Regions from separate parts of the Mus musculus genome. Here all the other regions are linked to region 3. Evidence: chromatin loops called from intact Hi-C (ENCODE). Cell type or tissue: heart. All regions are shown on one strand. Links, peaks and the distances in the headings refer to the core of each region. The heading gives the core; the rest is flanking DNA.

Region 1 (10,566 bases), core at 3,331-8,330, 120 kb before region 3:
AATAACTTTTTAAAAAAGAGAATGCAGGCAGAAGCAGCTGTGGGAGCAATCAGAGGGCGGCGCTCCTCCACAGTCATCCTCCTGTTTCTACCTGGGCGCCCTCGATGGTGGCCTGGGATCTGAGAGACGAGGAACCTTCCCTTCCCAGATAGCTTTTTGTTCGCAGGGGTTTATCCCAGCTCCTCAAGGTTCTCAGGAGACACAGCTCATAAAGATGGACTAACTAGTCGCTGTTGTAACTATGTAGCTAACTGCAGAAGCCAACGAGAGAGGATAAGTTTTTAACATTTACCGCCTTGTACCTGATACTGAAAGCCCTGTGATGCTTCATTTTAGAAACTCTGAAAGACACAGAGCCAAAATGGAGGAAGCAGGAACAACGTGCTGACCAGAGCTTGGTGTTGCTGCCGTGGGTGCTTAGATTCAACCTTGCTCTCCTCTGGCCTCTGGGCACCCATGGGGTACACACTCATGGAACTGCTGTAGAGGCCCGGTGCCAGGCTTTGCCCAGGCAGCACTGGAATGTCTCAGGTGGGCACCTCCCACATCATACTGATGCCACTCTTGAACCGGTCTCTGGACTCCACAGGGGGAGTTAGCCACCAGTGTTCCTGTCATGTCACTGAGGGGGCGCTAAGAGAGAGGAGGTGACCGCTGAGCAGACACTCAGGCCACGGCTGAGACAACTTTGCTCCCAGGCTGATCTGGAGCTGTGGATCCCTCCCAGCTGTGGCGAGTCGGTGCAAGGCAAGAAGCCGGGAGCCAGGTGGGGACAGGCAATGGTGGCCGTGCCCCCCGGAAACAGCCTGGACTCTCACCAGGGTGTCAGCTGTGGAAGGAAGAGGTGAAGGCTGCTTGAGATAAAGCCTGTCGGTCTACTGACAGATTGGGTGTGAGGGAGATGCCGGGCAGCCACCTCACTGTGTACTGAGCAACTTGGCCAACAGGGGAAAGAGCCACCCTTGGAGGTGTCGAAATCAAGAGCTCAGGTTTGAGCATGAGAAGTTGACCAGTCTGAGCAATCTTATTGTGTGCAGATACGAGGAAGGCATGGAGCCCAGTGCCTGGCACCCAGGAAAGACTCCACGATGCCTCCAGCTCACATCCTGCACATATCCCGCCTGCAGACCTTGGAGGGACTCCCCACCGGCTCTTCCTCATTCCTGTCAGACTCTCCCGTTTTTTTGCTCCCACGCCAAAGCCCAGGAAATATGAGCTGCGGCCCTGTGGGCCGTAGGGCAGTCGGGGAGAAGACAAATGTTCTGTGGGAGGGGTGGCTCCAGGGTCACACCGGCGTCAGCAACAACTTGCTGCCTGTCCTCGTCCTGGGAAACCAGACTGCAGCCTGGGCTGTGACTGTGTGGGGGCCTGCGCCTCCCCAATCCCCCCCCCTGGCTGCAGGTTGGTCCTGAGTTCTCTCCTCGTTAAATGAGCTGAAGACAGTCACCCTTGACAGGGAAGGGGGGGCAATGAGAATCCCTGCAGCTCTTCCTCTGTGATCTTATTTCAGGGGCACTGTGTTCCTGGAGTCTGCTTCGAGGCAGCCAGGGATGAAGGACCTGAAGTGCTCTGGAGCCCAGGGATGACCCTGGGACCGATCCCACGGTGCGACAGTTTCTGCAACCGTTCTCAACTCTCTTTCCAAGAAACCTCCGCAACCCCGACCTGAAGGAAGTAATTATCGATGCCGTCCGACAAGCTCGCCTCTCTCCTTCTCGACCCTTCGTCTTCTTGTAACAGCTTCATTGATCATGGCTAGTGAATATGATTATCCTTTATCCACCCTGACCCTTTCTGTGGCTGAGACTGGGTTAGGGACAGAGTTCATCTCTCTTGGTTTCCTTTGTGAATTCTGGAACTGAGCGTGAAGCCTGTGGGTTCTCGGTATGTAGTCGTCAACAGTTGGCGTCATCTAGGCAGAGTGGAGAGAGAAAACGAGATTTGAACAAATATGACTGTGATCACTGCTCTGAGTGAGCACACACACGAGAGAGAGAGAGAGAGAGAGAGAGAGAGAGAGAGAGAGAGAGAGAGAGAGAGCGCTCACAGCAGTCTGGTTGTGTTCATATATACAGTGGCGCTGTCCCAAGAGGCCTGTGACTGTGTGTGGGGTCAACTGTTGTTGGCATTGAAAACTTTTTTTTTCTTGTGTAAAATTTCAGACATATACTTTAGTGGGCAAGGGGCCCAGTGAGGATTCATGAAGCCAATTGACTGCTCTGGTTGTCCGAGTGTTGAACGAGACCAGAGATGTAGAAGGAACCTTACACTTGACAAAGAAGCTTTCAGATTTCTCCTGCGGTCAGAAGCAAGTTAAGGATGCCAGCCATCTCTGCTCCTTTCTGACATTTGTATCAACAGTCTCTCCACATGCGATACCACCGTAAAAGAAAACTGGTGGCCAGGGAGCTAGCTCAAAGCACGTGTCTTATGTCTTAGTCAGGATCACTACTGTTGTGACGTAGAACACTGCGGCCAAAAGCAAGTTGGGGACAAAAGGGTTAATCTGGCTTATAATTCCACATCGTGGGTCCATCATTGAAAGCAGTCAGAACAGAAACTCAAGCTGGGCAGGAACCTGGAGGCAGGAGCTGATGCAGAGGCCATGGAGGGTGCTGCTTACTGGCTTGCTCCCCATGGCTTACTCAGCCTGCTTTCTTATAGAACCCAGGACCACCCGCTCAGGGATGGCCCCAGACACAATGGGTTGGGTCCTCCCCCATCAACCACTAATTAAGAAAATTCCCCCACAGGCTTGCCTGCAGCCCAATTTTATGGAGGCAATTCCTCAGTTCAGGTTCCCTCCTCTCAAATAGCTGTGATAAATTGGCATAAAACTATTCAACACACCATTAAGACACAAGGTTTTAAGTTCAGATCCTGAACATTCACATAAAAAGCAGAAAGGTAGACAGGAAAAGTCTTAGGGTTCACTGTCAACCAGTCTAGCTGTATCAGTGGGAGACCTTGTTTCAAAAACAAACAAACAAACAAGGACAGAGTGATCAAGGAATGCCTCTGTGATGGTTTGTATATCCTTGGACCTGGGAGTGGCACCATCTGGAGGTGTGGCTTTGTTGGAATAGGTGTGACCTGGTTGGGATGGGTGTGTCACTGTGGGTGTGGGTATAAGATCCTCACCCTATTTGCCTGGAGGTCAGTCTTCCACTAGCAGCCTTTGGATGAAGACATAGAACTCTCAGCTCCTCCTGTGCCATGCCTGCCTGGATACTGCCATGCTCCCACCTTGATGATAATGGACTGAACCTCTGAACCTGTAAGACAGCCCCAATTAAATGTTGTTTTTTATAAGACTTGCCTTGGTCATGGTGTCTGTTCACAGCAGTAAAACCCTAACTAATACAGCCTCCATAGGTGACCTCTGTCCTTCATGTGCAAATACACACACATGCATTCACACCTGTAGACTGATGTGCACACACACAGAGGAAAGGTGGAGTGGAGAATCTGTGCACGTGTTAGCCTGGTGCTCAGGAAGCCAAAGCAAAAAGTTCAATGAGTTGAAGCTACCTTGGGCTATGCTGTAAGACTGTCTCAAAACCAAAACCAAAACCAGCTAACAACCAACGAATAGGAAGGGAGGCAAAATTGACAGGAAAGAAAAAGAATTATGGAAAGAGATAAAAAATGTGGTTGTTGGTAGACAATAGTACCATCTTCAATGGAAACCCAGCAGAATCTACAAGGTAATAACAGCAGTAAATAAGTCCCGAGAATGTACCATCTTAGTTTTGTTTCTGTTATTATAATGAGGCATCCTGAGAAAAAGCAACTTGGAGAGAAAGGGCATTATTTTAGCTTAGAGTTCCAGGTCACAGCTCATCACTGAGGGGAGGTCAAGGCAGGGAGTCCTTACAGGGTCACATCACATTCACCATCAAGAGCAGAGAGATATGAATGGAAACAGTCAGGACGCCCTGCCTAGGGAATGGTGCCACCCATACTAGGCTGTGTCTTCAAACATGAATGAACCTGTTAATTGAGACAATCCTTGATGGACATGCCAACCTGATCTAGACAGAGACTCTCTTCCTAGATGATTCTGTGTCAAGGTGATAATTAGTGCTCACAGCCCATGGCCTGGAAAATAAAAAAGCTAAAAATCTACTCGATTCTCACCAGATTGTAATCACTTAGGAATGTGTAGAATTCTACTCTCAAACCTCTCATGAATAATTCTGAGAAAGCTCTGAAAGACAATTTTGTTGGTGATTCTGAACACTGTCTGAAGAATGGGAGAGATCTGAGAGCCTCCAGACAGGAAGGCTCTGTATCAGGATGAGATTTTCAAGTCTCACAGGCAGTGGCCACAAAGCTGCCAGCACGTTTTTTGAAAATGCCATTTGACAGACTCACCCCAAGTGGGGTAGGGGTGGGATCCCAGACTAGCCGAGGTATTTTGGACATAATAATAAATGATGAGGTGAGGGAACTTGCTGACAGATGTTACAAGCTAATACGCAAAGGAAAGAAATTAAGGTAGATAAATAATTCAACAACACTGTCCGTGATGTACACTCAGTCCATGGCTGTTTGTTGAGCTGCTGTTATGTACCAGGTTGTCTTCCACATGTTATCTATGCAGTTGTCTGATGTCCACTCCTCCAGGAAGCCCCGGTCTTGAGGAAAAGTACAGATAGTCCATGGATAAGTCTGAGGCACAGTAGTGTTGTCTGCAAAAATAAATCAAGATGAGGAGAAGGCATGTGTGTGCATTTGTGAGGAGGGTAGACTCTGGTCTGAGAAGGCTACCAAGTTTACTGTAGGATGAGCAATGAAGCGGGACTCCCCACCCACCTCCAGATGAACTAAGGTCCCAGAACAGGCTGAGACACAGCGAACTGGGCAACGAGTTCAGAGTAGCTAGGGAAAGCTAATGGGGAAGAGATGAGGACGGCCAGAGACTTGGTGCTATTTGCAGCAGGGCAACAGTAAGAGGAGAAATTTCCATGGTAAGAAGAGCCCATTTGAGTGAGAGTAGAGCCTGCTCCAAGATCAGGGGAGGACAGAGAACCGAGAGATAAGCATGGAGCTGTCACCCAAGTTGTCGAGGGTGCTGGAGGGGCACGAAGAGTTAGTGGGTCCCCAAGAGAGTGAAGCAGTGGTGTGTGGGGTTTGCTGTTGTCTTGGATGAAGACATGAGCAGAGACTCTGGGCTGGTGAGCCAAGATTCGCTTTTCCCAGGACAGGAGACACGGAGCTGGACAGACAGAAAGGACAGACATGTAAGACGTTTGTTTAGACCGCCTGCTTTGCCCTTGAGAGCTCCAACAAGCCTGAAGAACACAGGCTAACTACCAGCTCTTATCTCTCAGTCCCAGGGTATGAGGTCCCGCAGGCACCCTGCAGGGAGAGGCCTGGCTTAGTCTAATATGGGGCCAAACTGAGCTCTGATTCATTTTGACCAGTCATGTGACCCGTGACCTGCCTACTCCCTCCCTCCCCCCTAGCTCCAGGAGCCCCTTCCAACCCAAAGACTCTGGGAATTCAGGAAATCCCAATTTAGATACGTGGCTTCGGAAACTGGCAGCCACCAGAGAACGGAATCCGGAAGGCCCTGCCATTGTGCGCACAGTCTAGACTCGGGACTGGATCACTGCGCCAGGAAGGAGTGAAAGTCCCTTTCTCGGCTGTCCACCTTTCCAGGAAGCAATAACCAGGCACAGCTCTGCCAAGCTCTCTCGGGGTCCAGGGCCACCCCGGGGCTTGGCCAGCCGTGTTATTATTCCCGCACCCCTTGCCAGATGCACCACGCCCAGCTAGTGCTTCCTCGGAGATAACACGGGTAGAGTGACCACATCAACCTGCACAAACAGGTGGCACTTATTTACATGGGGACAGGGAGTCGCCAGTCCGCATGCCAGGTGGGAGTCGAGCCTGATAAAGCTGCTTGCTTATCACAGAGGGTTAGAGGTGTTGTTTTCTTGTTTGTTTGAAGTTAGGGATCTGTAAAGTCCAGCGTGGCTGTGACCAAGTTTAACAACAGTTACAGAGAGGCTCAGAGAAGATGAAGCCGCAGGAGCTGGCCTGCTCTGTGTGCGTGAGCCGCACCATGGAATCTGTCGGGCTGGTTTTGACAGGCAGGGACAAAGTGAGGATTAATGAACCATTTGCCTTTGGACAAAATGACACGTTAAGTAAACCTGTGGGTGTTCCACACCGGCACTGCACCCTCGGCTTCGAGTCAGACACTTCTGCGCATGCTCCCTCGGCTTCCGGGGTGGGGAGGTGGGGTGGGGGTGGGGAGTTGTCAGTCACTTCTGCACATGTGGCGCTGAAAGACTCAGGGAGACACAGGCCTGGCGGTCAGGCCAGAGTCCGGTGATGGCTTCCACAGCCAATTGGCAGCCAGATGCACACAGTGACTGGTTGGGTTCAGGGCCTCTGTTCCAAGTCACTCTGCTCTGTCTTGGAATGTGTCATATACATCTTCTTCGGCTGGTCAGTCAGATGCCACCTGCTGAGGTTCTGCTAGACAATCAACGCGTCTCGTTTTATCCTTGGAAAACCCAAGGAGATGGCACCTGGTCAGGCTTTGCCGCTGCGGATGAAAGAACCAGACAGCAAGCTCCATCACCCAGGAGATTCCGTTTGCAAACTTCCTGGGACAGTCCAGCTCTAGTGCTGTGGAGTCCCTAAACCAAGAGCCAGACAGAGCACCCACATGTGGGTTCAGAAGCTTCCGTAGCTGACCGCTCCCATGGAGAGACAGAGCCAGGCCCCTTAGTACCATCTTGGAGTTTCTGACCTCTGAATAGGGGCCTCTTCCTCTCCTGCCATCCTGTGAGGGAGTTTGGGGTAGAGACCTCAAGAGATCCTGCGTAGACAGGGAAACATTCAGGCCAGTGTGAGCTGCAGATGATACACCTGAACCCTGGGAGAATAAACAGAAACCAAGACAGTGCCCAGGCACCAGACACTGGGCACCAAGGAACCTAGGCTTTCGCCAGCCACGGGACACGCAGGCAGCAAAGTGGCCCGGCCAGTTTTGCCTGCCTCTGTCTGCAGCCCAGCCTGGCTGTCCGCCTCTCTGGTTTGGGTGGCAGTGTGGCAGGCCATCAGATAGGCAGCACATTCCACTGGGGATTTTCAGGTTGGGATAATCTGATATGTGTCTGGACACGCCATTTCTGCCACTGCCGCTGTGATATCTATCGCCTGTTCAAATCAACAAGGGCAGAGAGCAGGAAGCCTTGTACAGATCCACTGCAACCTCTTCCTCTCCCTCCTCCTCCTTCCGACTTCCTCTCCCTCTTCCCTCTCCTCTCCTCCTCCTCTCCCTTTATCTCCCTCCTCTCCCTCCTCCCCTTCCTCCTCCTCCCACTCCTCCTCCTCCCCCCTCCTCTCCCTCCTCCTCCCCTTTATCTCCCTCCTCTCCCTCCTCCCACTCCTCCTCCTCCCCCTTCCTCCCTCCTCCTCCCAATCCTCCACCTTGCTTCGTAGTGTCCTCAAAGCTCCCTGATGGCTGCCCTTCCCTCTGGCACCCACTTGTCGGTTCCCAGCACTGTCGAGTAGGAAGGTTGCCAGCATGAGGGGAGGAGACTGTTCAGAGGGCTGTGGTCAGTCTCAACCTCTGCCTGCTAGGATCCAAAACAGTTGGGCAAGCCCTCACCTCTGAGCCTCACCTTCCCCACCTGTAATGTGGGGGCAGGGCTAACATGCAGACACTTAGCAGAGCTCTGATGGCCGCCGCCATTCAATGGAGCTGACGAGCCTGGCTGGGATCCCAAGGCAGGCAGGCTTCCTGCACATCAGCTATTTGCTGGCACCTGTGGAGTGAACTTGTTTTGGTTTTGCCACAGACATTGTTGTAATTGATTGACAGAAACAAGCTAAGGGGACATTTATTTTGGCTCTTGGTTTCGGGGGTTTTGGTCAATGATAGCAGGGAGAGCCGAGGGCCATCCATGGCAGTGACAGGGGGCAGTGGAAGCTTGTCACCTGGTAGAAGACCAGATACTGAGAATAAGCAGGAACCACTGGTGTGTGTAACTTTCAAAGGCCACCCCCACCCTCAGATCTGCTTCCTGCAGTAAGGCTCCACATCCTAAAGGTTTCACTGGCTCTCCAGACAGTGCCATCCGCTGGAACCAGGCGATAAAATATGAGCCTGCGTGGGACATTCTTGTACCAACCACAATTCACTGATAGGACAGTTATCTTAATGAGTGAAGCCACAATCTAAAGAAATGTGGGACCAATATTTGAGGAGCATGTATCACCACAATAAAAATGGAAGTAACTTTGCCCTAGCAGTCAGACCTAAGGCACCGGTATCCAGCCTGGGCCAAGGCCCAGCTTTGCCATGTTCAGGCTCTTTGACCTTGGACAGGTGTATCAATGTCTCTGAATTTATGTTTCTTTACAATGGAGGTACACCTAGCATACATTTATGGGGTACGATGAGTGTACCCATAAGAACTCACTGATGGAATCTGGGTCATTGCCACGTCATGTCCACAGTGGGCACTGGGTGAAAGGTGACCATGGTGAAGAACGGGGACCAGGGAAAGGGAGAAAGCACACTCCATCCATGTGTGTGCTCTTCCCTGAGGGAGGACAGCAGGACGGAGCTATCATTACCTTAAGCCAGGAGGGGAAGTTCGGTCTGGATACTGGACTTAGAGGCTGCTGTCTCTGCATCTGCAGCCAAGAAGCCTGGGAGGAGGGATGCTACAGCTAAGCTGCCGGTCCAGGGCAGGGGGCCATGTCCCTTCCTCACCCCAGTGCAGGACAGGGACCCAGTTCCTCCCTCACTAGTCTTCAGAATTTGCTTAGTTGCCTTCTTTAAAACAAGAAAAAGGAAAAATTAAGTTGACCAAGAACAGTAGGCTACACAGGATACAACCAGATGCAGAGGACAGGGCTACAGCACCTCTGACCTTGGCTCAGCCTGAACGAGTCAGTCTGCCCGGGGGCGTGCAGCCTGAGCCCTCCAGGCCATGGAAATCGGTTTCTCCCTTGCCTCTCTAAGTTCTATTCCCAACCAAAGAGACAGAAAACCCACACTGAGGGTGTTGAGGACACTGGAGAGACTCCCTCATGAGAAAGTGAGTCTTTGGATCTCTGTTAGTTGGGGATACTCTGAGGATGAGGAGGCCATGGCTCTGACAGTGGCCATGTGGAGGGTGGAGTTGTCCACGGGCACGAGCTATTCTGCCATGAAATCTGCTCTTACTGCTGGGTGGGTTTGGGTATGCTTGAAACTTTTGACCCCTTTGCTGTCCTTGTCCAAAATAAGAGGCCAGAAGCACGGCGGCTTGAGGCCGAAGTCACGTTAGGTACCAGGCCTCCCACAGACCTCGAAAGTGGATCTCCAGGGTCAGCATGACGGCTCAGAGAGTGGGGGTTCACGTTGCCAAGCCTGAGGACCTGGCCTGAGTCCCAGGACCCACACAGTAAAGGAGAGGACAGACTCTTCAAGGTGTCCTCTGACCTTCACATGTGCACTGCAGACACACACACACACAGAGTGAAAACATAAATAAATGGGGAAAAAAACTTCTTTGAAGTGGCCTTTCTGGACTTCCTGCACTGGTCTGGTCTGGCTGAAGTGGGAGGAGACAGCCAAGAATGTAGACCATGGGTTATCTTCAGGCGCATATAATCCAGCCATGGCGGCGTCATGAGTCTGGGCAGGCTGGCAGGTAGCAGCTGAACAGGCCCACTGAGTGGGCGTTGCCGCTAGTTGGCCGCTATGGGCTTTGTTTCTGCTCAGCTCTTCCCACCTGGACCCTCGTCCTAGTGACCACACATAGGCTGGTTCTTTCTACCCCAGGGTAACAAGACGGGAGATGAGCATTCACTATCAGGGCTCCATGACTTTGGTAGTCCCTTCATCTTTTGAAAGTGGGAAGGAATGTGGAAGTGGGAGACCTAGAAACAGTCATCATGGAAGTGGGAGACTTAGAAACAGTCATCAAGCAGGCAGTGGGAGCCAGCTGCTCAAAGACTGTGGGGAGCCAGCAGAATGGATTCTCTTAGACTCCACGGTAGCTAGCAAACCATGGGGCCAGCAGGCATGCTCCGGGGTAGTAATGAAGCCCCACAGACAATGCCTTCTCATATGCTGAGCAGAGAAGAGGACTGGCCATGAGTGGGAACACAGAAGCACAGTGTGCGTGTGCATGTGTGTGTGTGTATGTATGTGTGTGTGTGTGTGCTTATGTGTATGTATGTGTGTATGTGTGTGTGTATGTGTGTCTGTATGTGTGTGTATGTATGTATGTATGTGTGTGTATGTATGTGTATGTGTGTGTATGTGTGTATGTATGCGTGTGTGTGTATGTATGTATGTATGTGTGTGTATATGTATGTGTGTGTGTATGTATGTGTATGTATGTGTATGTGTGTATGTATGCGTGTGTGTATGTATGTATGTATGTGTGTGTATATGTATGTGTGTGTGTGTATGTATGTGTGTGTATGTATGCATGTGTGTGTGTATGTATGTATGTGTGTGTGTATGTGTGTGTGTATGTGTGTATGTACGTGTGTGTGTATGTGTGTATGTATGTGTGTGTATGTGTGTATGTATGTGTGTGT
Region 2 (10,566 bases), core at 2,977-7,976, 51 kb before region 3:
GAAAGGTCTACCTGACTTTCACAGCCATTGCTGATCTCACGTGCACGCACATTTGATTCCCATGGAATGGAGTCTTTCCTATATCTACTGGGTAGCTGGGGGGCCCCTGAAACTGGCCTTTGTACCCCAACAAATGCACTGGATATAAACTCTCTGTTATAGTTAGGGTTGTATTGCTGTGAAGAGACACGGTGACCATAGTAACTCTTATAAAGGAGACCATCTGGAGCTGGCTTACAGTTCAGAGGTTTAGTCCGTTATCATCATGGCAGGAAGCATGGCAGCACTAGAGGCAGACACGGTGCTGGAGAAGGAGCTGAGATCTCTACATCCGTATTAGCAGGTGGTAGATTCTAGGCTTGGCTTGAGCTTCTCAAAGCCCATGCATGCTACACCTACTCCAACAAGGCCACACCTCTTAACCCTGCCACTCCTTGAGCTCTGAGGGCCACTTTCATTCAGACCATCACACTCTCCATCCCCCCTGGAGATTTCCTGCAGGGGAAATGGTAATATACCTCAGAATCCAGGCAGCCAAGCATCCATCTGAAAAGGCCTTAAACAGTGACCTCTAAATGTCCATACAGTTCTCCCAAATTCAGGGAGCCTTGCCTTGGTCCACACCTTTAAGACTTCTAGAAAAAAGAAAGAAAGAAAGAAATATAGAAAGAAAGAAAGAAAGAAAGAAAGAAAGAAAGAAAGAAAGAAAGAAAGAAAGAAAGAAAGAAAACAAGAAAAAAGCCAGGCGATGGTGGCACACGCCTTTAATCCCAGTACTTGGGAGGCAGAGGCAGGTGGATTTCTGAGTTCGAGGCCAGCCTGGTCTACAGAGTGAGTTCCAGGATAGCCAGGGCTACACAGAGAAACCCTGTCTCAAAAAAAAAAAAAAAAGACTTCTGGACCACTGTGGAGCCCCTGCAGATTCTCACAGGGTCCCCTCAAGCGGAGAGCTTGGCAGTCACCCCCTAGGTGTACAAGTGGCCCAGTCACCATGTTCTTTTGGCTTTGAAATACAAATGGGGCTCTCAGTCCCGTAACAAAGTATACACTGCTAAACAAAACTCCATCTCCACCTCCCAGCCCAGGTCCCCAAAGCTGCCCCAAGTCCTCACCGTTGGCCCTAGGGATCACACTCACTGTGGCAGTTCAGAGAGGTTCAGACATTTAGTCTGCAACACCCAGCCTCCATCTCCATTTGGCGGTAGGATGCTCTTACCTTCTGAGTCTTCCCGAGCCCTCCCTGCAGACCAGGATGTTGCTCTGGCAAGCGCTTTCCATAGAACATACTCTTCAGGATCCATAGCAAATGACCCTGTTGTATCATGTGTTCTTGGGGACACTTAAGCTGACAACTCCACTCCCTAAGCATCCTCCAATCTGGGTTGTAAGGTGTGTCCTCTACCCTCTACAGCCCAGTTCTGGCTCCCTGGGACTTTACCCTTCACTGGGGCAAGTTGAGGGTACCTGAAACTAATCTATGTACGGGGTTGGGGGTGTTCATGCCATGCCTGTAGGATTCAGAAGATAACTTGTGGGACTCAGACCTCTCATGAGTCCCAGGGATCAAACCCAGGTCATCTGGCTTAGCAAACGTCTCTACCCTGAGCCCTCTCACCAGCCCCCAGGCTCCCGCAGGCAACGGCTCAGTAAAAGTCACGTGACAACCGGGAGTCACCAGTTGTCTCTCTGGTGTTGTCCGGATAGCAGAACGAAATCTGGTCACAGCCCTTTCTTGCTCTGCATCCAGGCTGTTCCCAGGGTGACAACATCGAATATGTCTCCCTCTGAGCGTTCATCTGCAGCTTACAGAGGAAGGGGGAGGGGACAGGTAACTTGGGAGGGGTTGAGAAATTAGAAAAGTAGATGAGAGAATCCTCTACCTCTACCAACCCTTCATCCTGGAGTCCCTGAGGGTTTGATCCCCCTGCACCGGGGCTCTCATTCAGACCTGGGAAGTTAAGCAAAGCAGCAAAAGTGCTCACAGAAGGATCGAACCTACAATCTTCCATCAAAGGTGTAGGTGATTTGGGCAGGGAGGTGTTGGGAAGTGTCCTCCGCAGAAACTTTGCCTCTTCTGTGTTTTCCCAGTCACCCTGACCACACTCACCAGTCAAAGTGTACAACAGCATCCTATCCCTGAGGTAAGGAGACTTGGGGAGGCCCAGGAGTCTGCCTGTGGCTTCTGCAGGAGCTTCAAGGATGGTGTTTAAACTCCAAATGTTTGTCTGACTACAAATCAGAACTCTTACACACTATGGAGGCCCCAAGAAGCAAGCCCTGGGAAGAGATTCTGGGACCACGGTATGTGGAGCTGCCAGGAAAGTAGCGGCAGCTGGGAGTGGGATGCGCCACCGCACCTGAACCCTGCTGATGGACCCATCCCAACATTTCAGGAAAAGCAATAACAACCTCTTTGATCGAAGTCCAGATGGACACAGGCGCAGGGTCAAAAACAACATGAGGGGAAGCCCTTGGGGTCTGGGAAAGCAGGAGAGAGCGGATCTGCTTTTCCTGAGGCCTCTCCAAGGCTTCCTGCCACTAGGGCTGCCGCAAGCATCCTCGGAGACCCAGCGGCACAATGGGCGCCAAGCAGGGTGGCACCGTAGGAGGAATGGACACCTGTCAGGAGACTGTGAAAAGGAAGAGTATGAAATAATAAAGCTGAGGAGGAGGCTATGCATGCCAGCCACCAGGCAACATATCATCCAGACGTGTTGAAGTCACACACAAACATCAGGGAGCAAGGTATGAATGGGGACATGGGTGAGCTTGGGACCAACAGTCAAAGACTGTCAGACAAGGCAGTTCTGAGTCTGGTCTCCATGACTGGACACTGAGTCTCTCAATGTGGGAAGAGACAGACAGTGAGGCAGGAAAGTGACATGTAGAGGAAGGCCCTTCAGGGAGATGGGCTAGCCTGGAGGGAGATGGGCTAGCCTGGGCAAATCCACTCAGCCCTCAGCAGGTCCAGGAAGACCCATGAGCCTGAGGTTCAGCCACGTTAGTACACCACCACAGAGACCTGTGCGGCTTCATCAGAAAGGTGGGGTCTGCCGTGACTGTCATGACTGCTGAGACCTCCTCTAAGTGGCCCCTGGTTGGAAGCTCAAGTGCTCTGCAAGCCCTGGTGAGGACCATGCAATGCATAAAGAACCCTGCCCCGGCCCGTGATTCCCAGGGAATGTCAATTCTGAGCAGAGAGAATGGGGCTGTAAACCTTCCAGAGAGAGAGAGAGAGAGAGAGGTGTTCATGCATATGAAGGTCAAAGGCCAGCACTGGCTGCCGACCCTCAGGCTCTGTCTATCTTGTTATTGAGAAAGGGTCTGGACTTGTCAAATTGCCCAGAGTGGCCACTGAGTAAGTCCGGCGGATCCTCTTGCCTCTGCTGCCCACTCTGGGATTATAATTTATACCACCACACCTGTTTTTGCTTTGTTTATGTAATTCTAGGGATCAAACTCAGGTCCCCAAACACTTTCAGCTGAGCCATCTCACAGGTCCCTTTCCTGGGTGTTTAACGTCCTGTGCTGTGGAACTGAATCCATCATGGCCTCCACACAGAAGGAGCTGTTAGAGCTGTGTGACTTTGAAAAGCCATGCTGGTGGACGTGGAAGGGTGTGGCAGCTGGTGGGTGGGGTGGGGGGATGACACTGAAGCCACGTCCCCCACGCTGTAAATGCAAGTATGTGAATTCTAGCACAGTGACATGAAGGCCAGGACCGCATAGGGGAACTGAAGATCTCATTAAACGTGCTCTGCTCAGCTTTGAGGCAGGGTCTGGCTATGTGGCCCAAACTTGAACTGGCCTTGAACTCATGATCTTCCAGCCGCAGACTCCTGAGTGCCAAGGTGACAGGCAGGTGCCACTCTGCCCAGTTGCTCAGGAAATGTGCTGGCATGATTTGTTTAGGGTGGTTAGCATTTTCAATTGCAAGGATTTCTTCGAAAGTTTACATTTTTTTTTTTTTTTGCTTTGCTATTTTGTAGAAAGGAGCTAACAGAAGTAAATGGCCCCCAGGCCCCAGGCAGATGCCTTCCAACCCATTCAATGCAAGTACAAATGTGCTCACATCCTGCGTCCATGCCTGAACTCTGCAATGTCCTCACAGAAAACCAGTCAGTTTCCTATGAAGAAGAGAGAGGCAGAGGCTGGGGACCATGGCTCAGTCAGTAACATCCTTCTCTTTTGAGCATGAAGAGCTGGATTGAAAACCCAGGAACCATGCAGAACTGCCAAGTGTAGTCCCAGCAATGGGGAGGCAGAACGATCCTGGGCCTTACTGGCTAGCAGGCCTGGCAAGTTCCAGGCCAATGAGAGGCCCCATCTCAAAAAAATAAGGTGAGGGTGACTGAGAATACCTGAGGTTGACCTCTGGTCTCTACATGACCCACGTGTGTGTGCATGCACGCACATACACACACATACACAAACACATGTGCATACATACACACATACACACTTCCATGCACGCGCATACGCATGCACGCACACACATGCACACACACACACATACACACATTGTGCACGCATGCACACACACAAGCTTGAGCACATGCATACACATATATGCATGCATACACATATGCACACACATACACATATACACACTCATACACACACATACAGTCATGCACACACACATGCACACATGCATGCACAAACACACACACACACACACACACACACACACACACGAAGAAGAGGAAGCTAGGTGCCATTCAGACTTCCCCGCATGTGGCCCAGGAGGAGTCTGAGGGTGCAGGGCCCTGGACAGTGTCCCAAGGGTCAAACCCCTCCTCAAACAGGCCACCCCTCCACCCCTCCCACAAGTCTTGCTGCAGCCCAGATCCACTGTCCCAGCTGACATCAAATGAAATCCCTTTTGGGACCTGTCCTGTCCTGACCAGCCCTGGGCGTCTTAGCTCCTAGATTCTCCAGCTAGGAGAACCAGCATTGGGGGCCTGTTCTACCCTTGGCCTATCAGCCAGAGCCATTCTTGCTCCCTCCGAGTATCCGCAAGTTGCTCTATCCTTGTAGAGGGTTCCCTCCTCACCCCTTCAGTGGACCTAGCACCCCATCGCCCCTTGCTCTTCCAGCAGTTGCTCCATTCGTCTGCCAGCAGTGGAGAGTATCTCTGTGGGCCATGACTCAGACCGCACTTTGGGCCCTCAGGAGGGTGGCATGGATAGATTTGTTAGCCTTAGAGGAATTCTTGAGTATCAGGCCTCTGGCCATGGAGGAGCACGGGTTCAGTGGCCTCTGGTCCAATCTGTCTGTGTCAGCCATTTCTGTAGCCCATAGGATGTGCCGAGCAGCAATCTACACCATTTCCTCAGCTCCTGATATTGCTATCCTCACATGTGGAAACTGAGTCACGGAGGGCCTGGTGCATAGATCCCAAGTAGTAGAGACAGCTCAGCCTCCAGTGCCAGAACCTCACTTCCTCTGCAGATGCTCAGGACCCAAGAATGGCACGTTGTAGCCAAGCCCCCTGGAGACAGGTAAGTGCACAGGACACGGGTCATGGGGAGGAGCGACTTCTAAAGGCAGCAACCCAGAGGGGTGGGTAGGCCTGGAGATCCAGTCGCCAGCTGTGGAGCCCTGCTCTGGGCCCTGGAAACCATACCTGGAATTTTCTTTGATAAAAGAATCTTGGAACCTGGAGATGACTCCAAGCCGGACCTCCTGTCTGCTCTGCAGATGGGGAAACTGAGGCACCCAGTATCAAGTGGAGTTTCTGAATTACAGTCCCAAGGGCTTCTTCAGGCAAGGCACCCTGTCTTCTCGGGATGACCAGGTCTGGTTCTCCTCAAATGCAGCGGGAAGGCAGGGCACACAGGGAACCTGCCTCCAGGCTGGAGAAGGATTCCACAGGAAGATGGACAGGGACACACACACACACACACACACACACACACACACACACACACACACGAGCTCATGCTCCTTGTCTCCAGGGAGGCAGGAGGCCAGAGCTAATGATAATATGTTTCCTGAGAACTTTCCACTCTTCTGAAACACTTCTAATTATGTCTGGAGTCCTTCCTTCCTACCCCACAGAACGGGAGGAACACGCGGCCCGGGAGTGTTCTTTCTGCAGCAGCCTGGAGTCAGTCCAGGCCTAACGGGGCCAGAGCCGGGGGAGTCCTGGTTCCCTGCCGCTGACCACTGGCACATCCTGCCATTGCCTACCCCCATGTGCAGGTGCTCCCTGTCACAACTGTGGCAGCTGGAGTCCTCCATCCCACTGGAGAGCATTCCCAAAGGGAGCCATCTTTGATGGTAAGCAGTGCCCTGTGGGTACTTCTTGCTGCAGTTCTGACAGGCGAAGGGCCGGCTCATGCTGTCTTTTGTTTGTTTGTTTGTTTGTTTTTGTTTTGTTGCTGTTGTTGCTGCTGTTGTTTTGGAGTGGCTACTTGTTGCCTGGAGCCCAAACGTTTCTTTAAGAACCCCCTAAATGTGTCAAGCATCGCCCCATCTGGGTTCAGAGCTCACTCTGGTGTCCCCGACCCCTCTGGACATTTTCTGAAATCAGTCCCCATAGTCCACGAGTGTCCCGTCATTGTATCTGTCACATGCAACATGAGTATCGCACAGGATGCACGCGTTGCAACACACACACTATGCTACATAATGCTGGATACTATGTAACATTGATCAGAGCCCCACACAATGAACAAGACTGGGCTTGGGAGCAGTTGGTGACCACACAGGAAAAGGAGAAAGGGTGAGCCTCAGCCTTAAACCCAGACTCAGGAACTCGACAGGCATCTGCCCAACCACATAGCCCTTGTCTCTCAAGCCTCAGTTTCCTGATCTGTCATGTGGGAGACAGAGCCTCGCTGCAGAGGCAGAGATTGCATGCACCTGCCCAGCTCAGTCACAGTGGGCAGCCTCAAGCATGGGCTGCTGGCAGGGAGGGGCCTGGTAGAGGGGCAGACAGAAGGACAGGAGACTGAGGACAGAAGGCTCTGGAATCTCGATCCCCAAAGCCTTTGTCACCTACACCAGTGTAGTCTGTCCCAAGTCCTACCTGAGCTGGGCTGGGGGCTTCAGGCTGCTCCTCCAGTCCAGCAAAGGGAACTCTCAGCTTTGTATCCACAGTGGTGCGTCTCCCTCCCTCTGTCTTGCTTGTTCCCTGCCGGAACTGATTTTCTACGCACACACTGAACAATGGGCACAGTGGCATGGGGTGGGGAGGCTGGGGGCAGGCAGAGTGACTGCCTTTACTCCAGAAGCAGCCCTCACTACCTCCTCAAGATCCCTGTGATGAAGGCGTGAGCTCTCAGCTCTCACATAGTCTGATACTGAGTCCAGCACATGAGCTCTCAGCTCTCACATAGTCTGATCCTGAGTCCAGCACATGAGCTCTCAGCTCTCACATAGTCTGGTCCTGAGTCCAGCACATGAGCTTTCAGCTCTCACATAGTCTGATCCTGAGTCCAGCACATGAGCTCTCAGCTCTCACATAGTCTGATCCTGAGTCCAGCATCCACGTGGCTCTGACACATCAGCCGAAGAAGCCTCTCTTCCCACATCTCCAGTCACTGCCCTGGGACTGAGAGTTCCAGAACGACTCCTCTGAAGCTAAGTGGTGATGGGATTTCCAGGGTCAAACAGCTTGTTGTAAGGCCACAGGACCAAAGTAACAGTCGTCACCACCACCATCATCAATACCATCGTTATCATCATCACCATCACCACCATCACCACCATCACCATCATCACCATCACCACCATTATCATCATCACCACCACCATCACCATCATCACCATCATCACCATCATCACTACCACTATCACCCTCCCCTCACCTCCAGTTCATCTACTTACTGGTTCCAGCTCTGCACTCCTCCCCCATTGCCTCTCTATCCTGCTGTGCACCTCCACTCACCCATAAGACCACCTCCCTGTACTAAATCCTTCTTTGTGGGGGATGAACAGAGGCCTGAATGTGCAGCTGTCAGCAAGGCAGCAGGGAAAACCGCAAGTCCACCCTGACTCTGTCACAGCGTGGCACACTTGACAGACATCTCCTACGCCAGTGTTCATCCTGCACTAGACTGACGGCAGAGGGACACTCCAGCCTGGTCAGGCTGAAGAGCTTGCTTATCTGAGGGGGAAGAAAACGGGGTGTCGGGCATTCGCCCCTGCTCCTCAGTCTGGCTGGCTCCTGCAGGCCACCACACCGGAGGGTGTGACATATGTGTGTTCACGGACCTGAGCAAAGCCGGGCCTGCTTCCACGTGGAGAACATGGCTCCTCGCGGCTCTCCAGCCCACAGGACTCTGACCTCCACGGCCACACCATGAGCCTGGGCTGGATGCCCTCGGCCAAGAGCCGCCGAGGCAGGGCCAGATTTATGACTTTGTTATTAGTTGTTTTGGAGTTGTTACAGCCACACGCTCCCTGGAGAATCCCCGAGCTGCTTTCTCTAGGACATATCAGGCAGACAGGGAGGAAGTATGTGAAGCTGGGAACATCCTGTGTGGCAGTGTCTCCCGAGCCCCAGGTACCGGGCCTTTTGTTTGCAGCCAGAGTGAGGCGGAAACTGATAAAGGCCAGGGGCTGGGGGAGGGCCTGCGGCACCTTGGTGCCCTGGTCGTTCTCCACCAGGACACATGTCCTCAGCTTCCTGAGCAAAACAGCCACAGGCCGTGAGCCTCTGATGCCGAGCCAGCCGCCCAGGGAGCCCCTCTTAACGAGACCCGCCGCCCAGTGGATTGCTGACTCTGCACGGAGCAGCCTCTGGCTCGCCAGCCAGAGGGGCCAACAGGCTGTGCCCACCACCAACACAGGGTCCCATTGTGTGTGCAGCTCCGCCCCCATCCCTGCTCCCAGAATCCTCCTGGTTGTGGTTCTCTGAATGCAGAGGGGGTCTGGGAGAGGGGGAGAGGCTAGAAAGACCAGCAACACCAGGTTTGTGTAGCCTGAGTGTCTTTTGAAAATACACTCACACATATAAGTAATGACATCAATAATGCTGAGAGCATAGTAAGGTCTGCAGACACAGATACTGACTTATTAGAGGGTAGGCTGTGAAATCCGCTCACTTTCCCTTTAGACCATTCTGCAACGTCCAAAAAAAAACCAAAAAACAAAAAAACAAAAAACAAAAAACTTAATAAGCATGTATTCCCTTTAGTGTGGGGAAAATATGTGTCTTTAATGTGAAAGATTTGTTTATTTGTGTATCGAGCACCTATGTGAATGAATGTATGTGTGTGTGTGTGTGTGTGTGTGTGTGTGTGTGTGTGTGTGTGTGTAGCATGTGCATGCAGTACCTCCAGAGGCCAGAAGGGGGAGTGTGTTCCCCCTGGAGCCTCAGTTACAGGCAATTGTAAACTGCCCAACATGTGTGCCGGGGGCTGAACGGCTGTCATCTTGAAGCGCACAGGTCTCTTCACTGCGGAGCCATCTCTCCAGCCCCTGACATTTCTTTAATCTGGAAACTGTAGCACAACCTCATGGAACGGGGTTCACAGAATCATCTAGAAGCAGCGCAGAGTGGGAGGATTGTAGTTATGAAAACCCTCCTCTGTTCTGTGCAGAGAGGCCATTCATAACTCAGCACTGGGGGAGAAGGGTATCCCTGGGCCACAGATGCCGCCATGGCCGGGTTCCAGTTTGACTGAGCTTGAGTCTACTGGGAAGAGTCGCACATAGTGCGGGCGTCCGCATGCTTGCTCAGGTTCATCTCTGGGCATCTGAGTGTCTTTCACAGCATAGGAGCTCTGGAGGCCCTGGCGGGGACGTGGCATACATGACACTGTTTCCAAAGACTCACCCAGGGTGCCAAGCACAAGGAACCGTCCAGCGGTGCCACCGTTTACAGAGAGGGAGATGCTCGGAGGCCTCACAGTTGCTGCTCTTCCCACCCAGATGTTCCCATGTGAGCACCACAGGACAGGTCACCGTCAACTGCACAAGGAACTTAAAAGCCTCAGACTGTCGTTGGGAAGAGCCCTGCCACCAGCAAAGCTTGAGAGGTTTAATAGCTGAGACCTACCCAACCAGATGTTAGGGGGATGTGGTGGTTTGAAAATAATACCTATAGGCTCTTGGGGAGTGGCACTATTGGGGGTGTGGCCTTGTTGGAGTGGGTGTGGCCTTGTTGGAGGAAGTATGTGGGTGTAGGGTGGACTTTGTGGTCTTAGATGCTCAAGCCAAGCCCAGTCTCTCTCTCCCTCCCCTTCCCTCTCCCCCTCCCCCCTCCCCTACCTCTCCCTGTTGCCTTCAGATATAGATATAGAAATCTCATCTACATCTCCAGCACCATGCCTGCCTGCATGCTGCCATGCTTCCTGCCATGATAATGGACTGAACCACTGAAACTGTAAGCCAGCCCCCAATTAAATGCTGTCCTTATAAGAGTTGCCTTGGTCATGGTGTCTGCTCACAGCAATAAAGACTCTAAGACTTGCCCAAACCTCAGTCACAGCTCCATCCCTCAGTAGCCAGAGAGGGGAAAGACCTTGAGTAAATCTGTCATAGACCAGGCAGGTCAGGGAACTGGGGGACCCACTCTGCTCCTCAGAATTGGCCCCTCGACTCTGCTCTCCA
Region 3 (10,566 bases), core at 2,799-7,798:
GAGCTGAGACTTCAGCTCTTGGCTTCATGGGAGGTAAAACTCAGCCACAACACCAGGGTGTGCTGAGGGCTTGTTTGAGGCTTTCCCAGGGCTGGGACTCCCTAGAAGGCCCAGAGAGGTGGGGATGCCTTAGGTAGCAAAAGGCCCTCCAAGCCAAGCCCCTTTCACTCCATGCTTGCCGCCCTCTCCCTTTCTGGCTCCACAAGGGTTAATTCGAGCTCCAGAGCTGGGTGGATTTACTGCCCCACCCCACCCCCAGCTCTATCAGACCCTGGCTGGGGGGGCTCCCATTTCTCCCTAATCACTTGCCCTGCAATCAGAAGAGATAGCCAGGCCTGCGTTGGGCGGCTGCAGCTGCCTGCTATTTATTTACTTTTGCTCAGCCGGGGGAGCGGCAGCAATTTAAAGGTTCAGGTCTCAGCTACCCTGCCCGGTGCAAACCGGCTTAAACACTTCCATATTGCTCCAGGGAGCCGTCACTGGACGCGGTGCCTGCTCCCACACCCTGGCCCTGGATGGGGAGCTGAGAAGACAGGTGTTCTAGCTCACCAGGCTGCCTGGCCAGGGGGAGAGTCAGCCATCCTGCAAACCAGAGCGACCACTGCCTAGGAGAACAGAGCACAGGCCAGCCAGCAGAGCAACAGAAAGGGCCACCCCAGGAGGGGGCCCAGCTCGCCCCCAACCACTCACCCAAATGGAAAAACCATCTTCACTTTCGTAATTCCTGTGCCAAATGGTGCAATTAGCACTTGAGTTGTCAAATGGCCTCCAGACGGGCCTTACCGGTCACATCAGAGATTTAATAAGCTTTTAGGCGTTGACCCCTGCCTCGGCCCCCACCTGCACACCCTATTGGTGAAATCTGAGCCCACAATTAGATCTGATAATGAGAGCCGGGCATTCAGCCTTGAACTTTGCGGGCCACTTCCAGGGGTGCCCAGAGAATCACCCCATGCCCTGACAAATGGAACGCACCCACCGCAGAGGCCTCGGCAGGGCCTCAGGAGGACACCTGGGAGCTCACTGGGAAGAAGCTATAAGGCCTAAGAATTCTAGAGGCCAGAAATTTGCAGGCCCAGCAGCTCGGCTGCGGGAACTGGTTCTGGCCAATTCCGCCCGGTTAGACACATTTCTCTTAGTCACCTTGTCAACGCTAATTGGTGGCCCACTCGTTGACTGTCCCACCCCTCTGCGATATGAGCTGCCAGCTCCGTGGTAAAGCCTTCCTGGATGGCGGGGGCTGCTAGGGTGTCCCATTCCCACTGTCCTGTTTGAAAATTATTCTATCCTGGGATGGGGCAAAATCTCCTGGTAGTTACAGAATACCCATCTAACAGGTACCACCAAGGACTTCCCATGTGTCTGCTCATTCGCTACAATAACACAAGAGCTATTGCTAACCGATTTGTAGTTTGGAAGAAAACACATCACAGAGAGGTTAAGCAACTTGCCCAAGACCACACAGCTGGAAAGCATCAGAACTGAAACTTGAAGTCAAGTCAGGCATCAAAACAAATGCACACAACCATAACCTCACCCGATTTAAAATCCTAATCCGCTTTAAAACGTGTGGATCCAAAGGTGGGCTGCGGGTCGTGTGTATTAAACAGAGCTTACTGACAGTTTGTGCGGGGATCTGGAAAGGTAGGCTTTCTTCCAGAAAAGCTCCACATGCTGATGGTCTCTGTGCTCTGACACAGCAGAGAAGATGAACAGGTCTGAAGAAGTGGACCAGAGCCCCTTTGGTCTTGGGTGAGGGGAGCCATGGATGTGGGAAGATGGGATTCCTGGCCAGGGCATGAAGTATCATGGAGAATTTCATCTCGGTACTTGAGAGGATGCATTCTGTGAGTCCAGTTCTTCCTCCCAGCCCCAGGCTCCTGGAAATAAGACTCAGACTCAAAATATGTTTACAAATACCTTGGCCATATAGCTAGGCTCTTCTCTGACTAGAATCATAACTTAAGCTAACCCATTTATTTTAACCTATATTCTGCCACATGGCTGGTTACCTGTGCTCAGGGACCATGCACCTATACTCTATCTTCTCAGCCAAACCTCCTGCCTGGCATATCCCAGAATCCTCTCTGCCTACAGGATGTCCCACCTCCTATTTCCTACCTAAGCTATAGGCCATCAGTCTATTATTGACAGGTGCCTCATCCATACAGACTTAAGATGCTTTCTCTACAGCATTGGCAGCCACAGAGGACAAGGCTGTCTGGAGACTCCACTGGGAAATGTGTGTTCAGGTTCCCTCCACTCGGTGACTCTTCCCCAGGTCAGTTCTCCAAGCTCATCCTCACGGGGACTCTGAGTTTCATGGCTGTTATGACTGTGTCACCATTCCTTCTGAGTCAAATGATTGATACTTGGGAGAGAGGTGGTCACATCCCTGTTGCCTTGTAAAGGTTATACAGGGACCACAGGAGACCAGCTCAAACAGGTTACAGGCAGTGTGGCAGTTTTTACAAAAACAGAGGTGTGGAGAGTGGTGGCTTTCTTCGAACTGAACACAAGGTACAAGACAATGAAATGGAGGACCCAGTCGAGCTGTCACCCAGGCCAGGCAGGCAGGAGAGGGGGCAGGAAGTGGAGCTGACCCCAGCTCTGTAGGGAGGAGGAACGGTCTTGCTGAACCCTCTGATAAAATCTTAGGAAAGGCCAGAAATCAGGAAATCTATTTATGTGTGAGGTGGGTGGGACTCCTGGTGACAGCCCTGAGACTCGAGTGGCAACTGGGTTCAGAGACCCACAAAAAGTAAGCTTCATCTTGGAACCTCCAGATGCGCTCACGCACACACCAAGAAGTGGACCAAGGGCAGCCTGTTGTTTATCAGGGTTCTGTTGCTAAGCAAGAGTCCCTATGATCTGAGACCATCAACAGGTCTATGACCCCATACCTGGACAATGACAATCTCTCTGCTCCACCTGCCTCTGACCCCTGTCCACTGTGCTCAGATCCAAGGCACCCTCCCCCAGTCCCAATGAGCCCCACAATAGCCCCGATTCCATGTGACTGCTCCACAGGGCAGGAGTTAACTCAGCTCCACCCTACACCTGGCAGTCACTGAGCTCTGGTCCTGGCTGGTGGCTGGAAATGCCTGTCTACTCACAGGTGTCCAACTGGTGTTTTCACTGCCCCCCCAACTTCCAGTCAGTCTGAAGAACCCCCCCAGGCAAGCTGAGTTATTGTACCCATGTCTCGGGCAGAGAAAACAAGGGCCAGAGATAGCCAGGATCTCACATAGAGGCAGAGCCCCTGTTCAGCAGGCTCAGGAGCATCGCATACACAGGGAGGCAGGGAGCAGAGTGGGTGGACTGACTTCTCAGTTCCGAAGTCTGCCTCCAAGCCACGTAACAGAGAAGCCCTGGGTTCACTTTGTATCACACAAAACAGAAAGCCTCCATGTAAGCATGGCGTGCACATAAATGAATGTGCACACATGGACATGTGCATGCCAATAAGTGGATTTGGGACTGGGGAGGTGGCTCAGTGGTTAAGTGTGCTGACTCCTCTTACAGAGAACCCAGGTTTGATTCCTAACACACAACCATCTGAAACTCCAGTTCTAAGGACTCTAACACCCTCTTCTGGCCTCTGCAGGCACTAGGCACACACACACAGCGCACAGACATACACTCAGGCCAAATACCCATACATGTAAAATAAAAATAAGTAAATATAAAAATAAATAAATAAAACAAATTCATGTGTGTCCCAGAAACAGGAACCAATAGTCTCAGGGAGATGGTGAAAAGCCATTGGTCTAGGCTTACATTCCATGTTCTGTTACAACTCTTCTTTGGGAAAGCATAATAAGCTAATAAATATGGAGCCAGCATGGAGCCTGTGGCTTCTGGCTCTAGCCAACAGTACTCCCAGACTGGGGGTTCTCCATGTCTAGGTACAAAGCCCATAAAAGACAAGGACCCCAGAACTAAGAAGAGTCCCCACTTTCACTTCAAGGTGACTTTCAGTAACAGGCCAGGATAACAATCCAGAGGACCCATCTGTCCCTGTCTGAGGACTTCCTGGAATCTACCAGAGATGATACGGCATGCATCTCTCCACCAGAACACTGACTCTGCAGAGTTCGCATGTTGGGTACCTCAGGCTCACCGCTGTGGGTACAGAGTGGATCCAGCTTCCCCCTTCCACAGGGAGCCCTGGGCCTACCCGGATTCCTCCCTCCATGGCCTCTCCTGTCTCTTCGCTGTAAAGGGGGACAGCATCTTCCCATATCCCTAGACCCGAAATCCCACATCCAAAAGCTTGAAGCACTGACTTACCCGGATCAGAAGCTAACTGGCTAACTCGCCTGAACTCAGTCTCCATGGAGATGAGAGCTGTACCATCTCCTTCCACAAACAGGAAACATACTGAGGTCCAAGGTACCCTGACCTCAGAGCTGAGAATGATCAAGGGAGAGCTGGGGGTGGCCTGCATCTGAGGGGTCTCAGGCACTTTCTCCATAGCCTGATGCCAAGTCAAGGGACAGCTCCAGAGGAGCCATGTGTCCCTCTGCTGGGTGTTGGCTGTTGTAAAATCTCCTCATGAAAAAAGCATTCCTAGCACCCCAGCCTCTGTTGCTGGCTCGCAGCACCTTGAGAAGCCTTGAGAGGTCCCAAGAGGTAGAGCAGGTGGTAAGCTGGCTCAGCAGGTAAAAGTTCTTCTTGCCACAGAGTCTGATGACCTGAGTCTGATCCCCAGAACATACATGGTAGGAAAAACAGAACTGACTCTTAACAAGTTGTCCTCTGACCTTAACACATGTTCTGTTGTATGTGAACACACACACACACACACACAGAGAGAGAGAGAGAGAGAGAGAGTGTTTTGCTTGCTTGCTTTTTAAAGAGAAAGATGGAGCAATGGAGAGCATTGTTGTAAAGCTGTAGCGGTCCTCACTTCCAGAGCCTGACCCAAGCTCCTTATCTGCAGGATCAGTGCGTGCCTGGTGTTAATGTTGGACCCTGAACGGCCCCTCCAAGTTCTAATGTATGACTCTGAGGCCAGGGCCCTGAGACTCCGTATTTTAAGCAAACAGTCGTGGGAGTAGGTTGCAATCATTCTCCACACTCCCCGCTACCTCCGACCCTAGCCGGTTGGGAGCATCTTCTGAAGTTGATACCAAGGGTGGATTAAGAGCAGTCCTCCTGCACAGCGCCTCTGCAGGCCACGTGATGCACTGCATCCCACCGCCCCTCCTGGCTGGGAATCACCCAACACAAAGAATGGGAGGAAACCGGAATTCACCCCACCCCCACCCCCACCCCCACCGCCCCCACCCCCACCTCCGCCATCACACAGCGTAGTCTGAGCGGGCAGTCAGAACCGGCTGCGAGCCGGGGCCAGCGGCAGAGGAGTAGTGGCCGGCAGCGGGAGCTGGGCCACAGGGATGAGGGGCCTGGGAAACACCCACCCCCACCCCCAACTGGCCGGGGCCATCACAGCCAGAATCTGCAAGCTCATCACTGCTGGCTTGGAAACCTCACCAGGACAGAGCACAGGACACGTCCTGCTGGGCAGAGATAAGAGAGAACCCCAGGTTTTCTCACCGCTAGGCAGCCCCTGGGGAACAGAAAGCTGGCCCTAGCTTGGCTGACTGTGAGAAAGGTGCCCAAAACAAACACACGAGGAAGTCCTGCCTGTCCCCTTCACCCTTCACCTACTTTGGGATAGGACTACTAGGGGGGAGGGGGGTCTTCAACCAAGTGGAATAGACTGCCTACTAACCTGGCTATTGAGCTCAACCGGGACAGTCTCTACCATCAGGCTTTCCTTCGTGGCTTGTGGGGCTCTGGGCAAGTACTTATGCCTCAGTTTCTCTACCTATAAAATGGGACTGCAGATAGTGACCAAAATTTACGACGATCATCCTGGCAGGAGTTACGGGCGCTAGAAGTCTAGATCTCAGACTCCTGCCCAGCAGTTCTTGGCTTAGCCTCTTTACCGGGTAGGGAAGGCTGTCCAGCCAGAGAGAGGCAAGCTCCATGGTGCTCAGACTCCTCAGACCTGGCTCAGGACTGGCAAGCATTAGGCCTGGGTAAGCTCACCTGCATTCTGCGGGCTTGTGCCATCTCTACAGCTGAAACAAACAAGAACATATGCCCTGTTTGTACACATTCAGAAATAATAATGGCCAGCAGAGGAAAAGCTGACTCTTCCAGAGTGTGCCCAGGTGTGGGCACCCTCCCACGCCCTTCCCAACCCTGATGCCCTGCCTCACTGTAAGGGAAGCAGAATATGAAACCAAAACCTCTGTCTAGGATTCCCTGGTGCTGATCCGGAGCAGGTGGGAGCAATGTCTTCCTCTGCATCTGTCCCCACTCTGTCCCTTCCCACCAGTGAGCCTCCCTACCTGCTCCTCGTATCTCTGGATGTCCCTACAGGGTGTTGGGACAGCAGTGAGCAGATGAAGGGTCCAAAAAGCCTAACTCGGATGGAATCGGTTTTATCTCCCAGATTCGACTTGAGCCTGTGTGGTCCACCAGGGATGCCCTGCCCTTTAGAGCTGTCTGGAGGGCTCTCAGGAGCTTTGAGGGTCCCCGCTGCCAAGGATTTGATTCCCAGAGGAGTGGAATGCGTTCAGACCAAGCCAGTGTTTGGTGTATAAGCGGGGTGGGTGTGTGCGTCAGGGGGTAACACTAAAAATCTGCCAGAAGCTTGTCTGGTGGTTTTATATTGACAGCCTATCTTCCAACCCCGACCCAGTGAGACCCTGCCAAGTACAAGCACTGCCCTTTGTTAAGGTGGACAGGTATTAAAATGGGGGAGGATAGATAGCCCGTCTGTCTTTTGCTGTAGAGATTCCAAAGCAGCACCTTACACACACACATGCATACACATACACACTCTCACACACACACCCATGCACACACATACACTCACACACACTCACTCACACCCATGCACACACATACACACACTCACTCACACACTCTCACACACACACTCACACACACTCACTCACACCCATGCACACACACTCACATCATACACACTTACACACACTCACACACTCACTCACACCCATGCACACACATACACACTCTCACACACACTCACACACCTGGCCCACTTAGCCCTGCCCCAGGTAGAGCCACGGCCTTGAACATAACCAGGAACCAGGCATGCCACGAGACTTCCCATGCTGGCATATGTAATTGCATAAAGCAAGCATTAATTAGCAGGTCTAGGAGGGGAGATGGACTCTAGGACAGACCTGGCGGGACCTTCAAATCATCGATTCATCAATGCTCAAACCAAATAGAACAGCATAGAATCTCAGCTCAACAAACTATACCACGGAGCAAGTGGGCGTAGCAGGTGCCAACAGGCATGCTGTCCCGAGGCTGCGGAAGATATTCTCTGACTGCCTGCTGTGGAATAAAACCCGGGAAACTATAAAATACATGGAGACAAAGTATGCGAAACCAGCAGGTGTCGATGAGGAAATGAAAAGGGAAATTTCGAATTTTTTTCATAAGACATAGAAGGAGACATCCAAGATGGAGCCAGAGCAAAGCTCAGACACTTGACAAGGCAGAGATAACAAGTAACCCTCCTCCCACAGAACTTGGGAAACCAGAAAGCAAAGGTAAAACAAACTGATTAGCAGAGGCAAAGAAATAACAACGACCTAAAACTGAGATTAAAAATCAAAGACAAAACAAAAACAAAACATAAAAGGTGGCTGGAGAGATAGTTCAGAGGTTAAGAGCACTGACTGCTCTTCCAGAGGTCCTGAGTTCAATTCCCAGCAACCACATGGTGGCTCACAACCATCTATAATGGGATCTGATGCCCTCTTCTGGTGTGTCTGAAGACAGCTACAGTGTACTCACACACATGAAATAAATAATAAACAAATTTATTTAAAAAAAACATAAAAGACCAATGAAGAAAGAGTCAGTGGGTTAATTTTTTTTCTTTTTTTAATCTCTAAATGAAACACAAATTCTTAGCTGAATTGATCAAGAAAAAAAGGACAGACACCCAGGGAAGTAAAATTAGAGATGGAAATGGAATGTTACAGCCTACAGTGCAGAAACACGCAGGCTCCTGGGGATGGTCACAAACACCTAAGTAAGTCAAAACCCAGAAGGAATGGATGCATCCTGGATGAGCAAACCTGCCAAGGGTGAGCCGTGGGAGCACAAAACCGGCACAAGCCAGTTGCAAGCGATTAGGCTGCTTCAGTAGTCAAAAGCTTCCAAGGAAGAAAGGACCAGGCATGGCCAGCTTCAGGCTCAACGTCACCAAAAAGATAAAGACTTCCTTCCAACTGCTCCAGGGGATTGACTTGTGGAAGTGCTTTCAAGCTCTTTCTACACCAGCATTTCCTGGATACCGAGATCAGACCAGAGTATGTAAGACAAACAGAGAGATGGAGGGAGGGAGGGAGGGAAGGAGGAAGAGAGGAAGGACGGGAGGATGGATGGAGGGAGGAAGGATCTGGTAATCGTATCCAGTGAACAAAGATACAAGAGTTCTCAACACATACTACAAACTGAGCCCAACGCACACCAAAAGTGCTGCATGTGGCTGGAAGGTTGGCTCAGCCGACGCCACCACACACCTGCTGACCGGAGTTTGTGTGAACTCTCACAAAGACCCAGATGCGGGGACACGCACAGGTAAACCTCCTGGAAGTTTATGAGTCAACTCACTGAAACCCCCAGAACAGGAGAAACAAGACAGAGGCAGCTTCAAAGCAGGGTAGGAGAGGACTGATTCCTGAGCATCCTCAGGCTTCCTCTTGCATGCCATGGCACATACAGAACCAACACACACACACACACACACACACACACACACACACACACACACACACATTCACACTCACAAAGCTCTCACACACTTACACACACTCTCACATACACTCAGATACTTACATACACTCTCTCACACACGTGCTCACATATACTCTCACACACTCACACACCCTCATGTACACTCACACTCACACACATACACTCAGATACTCACACACACACACTCTCTCACATGTGCTCACATATACTCTCACACACCCTCACGTACACTCACACACATACACTCACACACATACACTCAGATACTCACACACACACTCTCTCACACACTCTCACACATGTGCTCATATATACTCTCACACACTCACACATAGACTCACACACTCTCTCATACTCACAGACTCGCTCTCCCACACACTCACACACACACACTCAGTAAATCCCTGACTTAATAAGAAGTATCGCCCCCCCCCAATAAAATAATAATAAAGTAAAAATTGGCAGCAAACACATGTTCATCATATCAACAGAGGGAAGGAGCATCTCTCAGATGTAAACAAAGTGGTCCATAGAAGTCCACATCCTTCAGAATGGAATTACTGGAAGAATAAGAATAGGAGGAGCACGCTCAAAAATAATAAAGGGTGTGTGTGACCCTGTCAGTGTGTGATGCATGTGTGAGTGTCTGTAAGTGTGTGCATAGGTGGGAGGTATGTATGTGTGTTGGTGTGTGTGTGTATGTGTGTGGGGGGGAGTATATATGCGTGTCTGCATATGTGGGGGGTATGTATGTGTGCTAGGTATCTGTATGTGTGTGTTTGGTGTGTATGTGTGTGTTTGGTGTGTGTTTGTGCATGTGTATGTATGTATGTGTATGTATTTGTGTGGGCATGTATGTTATATATGTGTGTGTATGTGTGTATATATGTATGTGTGTGTGTAAGAGTATATGTATGTCGGGTATATGTGTGTATAATTGTGTACGTGTGAGTATGTGGTATGTATGTATGTGTATCGGGTGTATGTATGTATGTGTGTATATGTATGTATTTGTGTCAGGTGTGTGTGTATGTGTTTATGTATGTGTTTATGTGTGTGTATATATCTGTATGTCAAACCCACAATCAACATCATACCGAATGAGGAAATGCAGAAATCGCTTCGTCCAAGGTCAGGAGTGAAACAAGGGTGTGCATTTTCTCCTCCTGCTAGGCTAGGCTAGGAGCTGGAAGTCACAACCCCACAATAAGATGAGAAAGAAAAAGCAGCAGGACCGAAAAGGAGGTGCTGGGTTATCCGTTTCTACGGGGATGAAGGATGCCCTACCTGATAGACAGGCATTGGGGAGGAGCTTGGCTGGCGGCACACTCATTATTCAGTGCGTCTGATGCCCAGGTACATACAAAGCATGAATCTAGAAGGTGAGCTAAGCAACCGCACAGTTCGTGCGTGGTACCTGTTAACACTGCCACCTTTGCTCCGAATGCTCAAGGTGACCTCATGAGAGGGCTCTGAGGACTCCTCCCACATTATAGACTGAGACCATGCCGCACAGCCTAAAGAAGAAGTCTACCTACGGGCAGATTGCCGGTACCCAAGAGTCAGTGCTTGGAGAGGGAGGAATCAGTATGGTAACCAGGACCCTTGGCGCTATCTGTGGGCCAGGTACCAGTCTCACCGCAGCCGTGGATAGCTAGAGATGGCCTCTCCCCGGAGGAGAAAGCCGTGGTGTAGGAGAGGCTGAGAATCTTGCCCATGAATCTGTGATTCTCGGAGAATCACATT

Evidence for each region. Peaks named below come from ENCODE experiments on the same cell type or tissue, not always from the same donor. Only the 100,000 strongest peaks of a DNase experiment are listed, where the experiment ranks them.
Region 1: a loop joins it to region 3, with 3.0 times the contacts of the local background. A loop is called at or near these places in 3 of 42 quality-filtered maps.
Region 2: it touches region 3 in a loop (2.3-fold over the local background); 6 of 42 quality-filtered maps call a loop at or near these places.

What each region holds. Positions count from the first base shown.
Region 1 is chr8:121,257,399-121,267,964 of GRCm38, forward strand. It overlaps Gm33823 (a long non-coding RNA gene), which reads right to left and starts at 7,176. Exons shown (of 3, transcript XR_388123.4): 1 at 5,853-7,176; 2 at 5,061-5,221; 3 at 4,391-4,694. In heart, for the core only: no CTCF peak of the experiment used is centred there; DNase peaks (open chromatin) are centred at 5,553 and 6,173; H3K4me3 peaks cover 1,040 bases; H3K27ac peaks cover 3,298 bases.
Region 2 is chr8:121,326,566-121,337,131 of GRCm38, forward strand. No RefSeq gene overlaps it. Among named protein-coding and RNA genes, the nearest start is that of Gm33823, 67 kb to the left of the region's middle. In heart, for the core only: no CTCF peak of the experiment used is centred there; a DNase peak (open chromatin) is centred at 6,036; H3K27ac peaks cover 2,750 bases.
Region 3 is chr8:121,377,497-121,388,062 of GRCm38, forward strand. No RefSeq gene overlaps it. Among named protein-coding and RNA genes, the nearest start is that of Gm26747, 36 kb to the right of the region's middle. In heart, for the core only: CTCF peaks have their summits at 5,172 and 5,375; DNase peaks (open chromatin) are centred at 5,385 and 5,605; H3K4me3 peaks cover 1,362 bases; H3K27ac peaks cover 4,441 bases.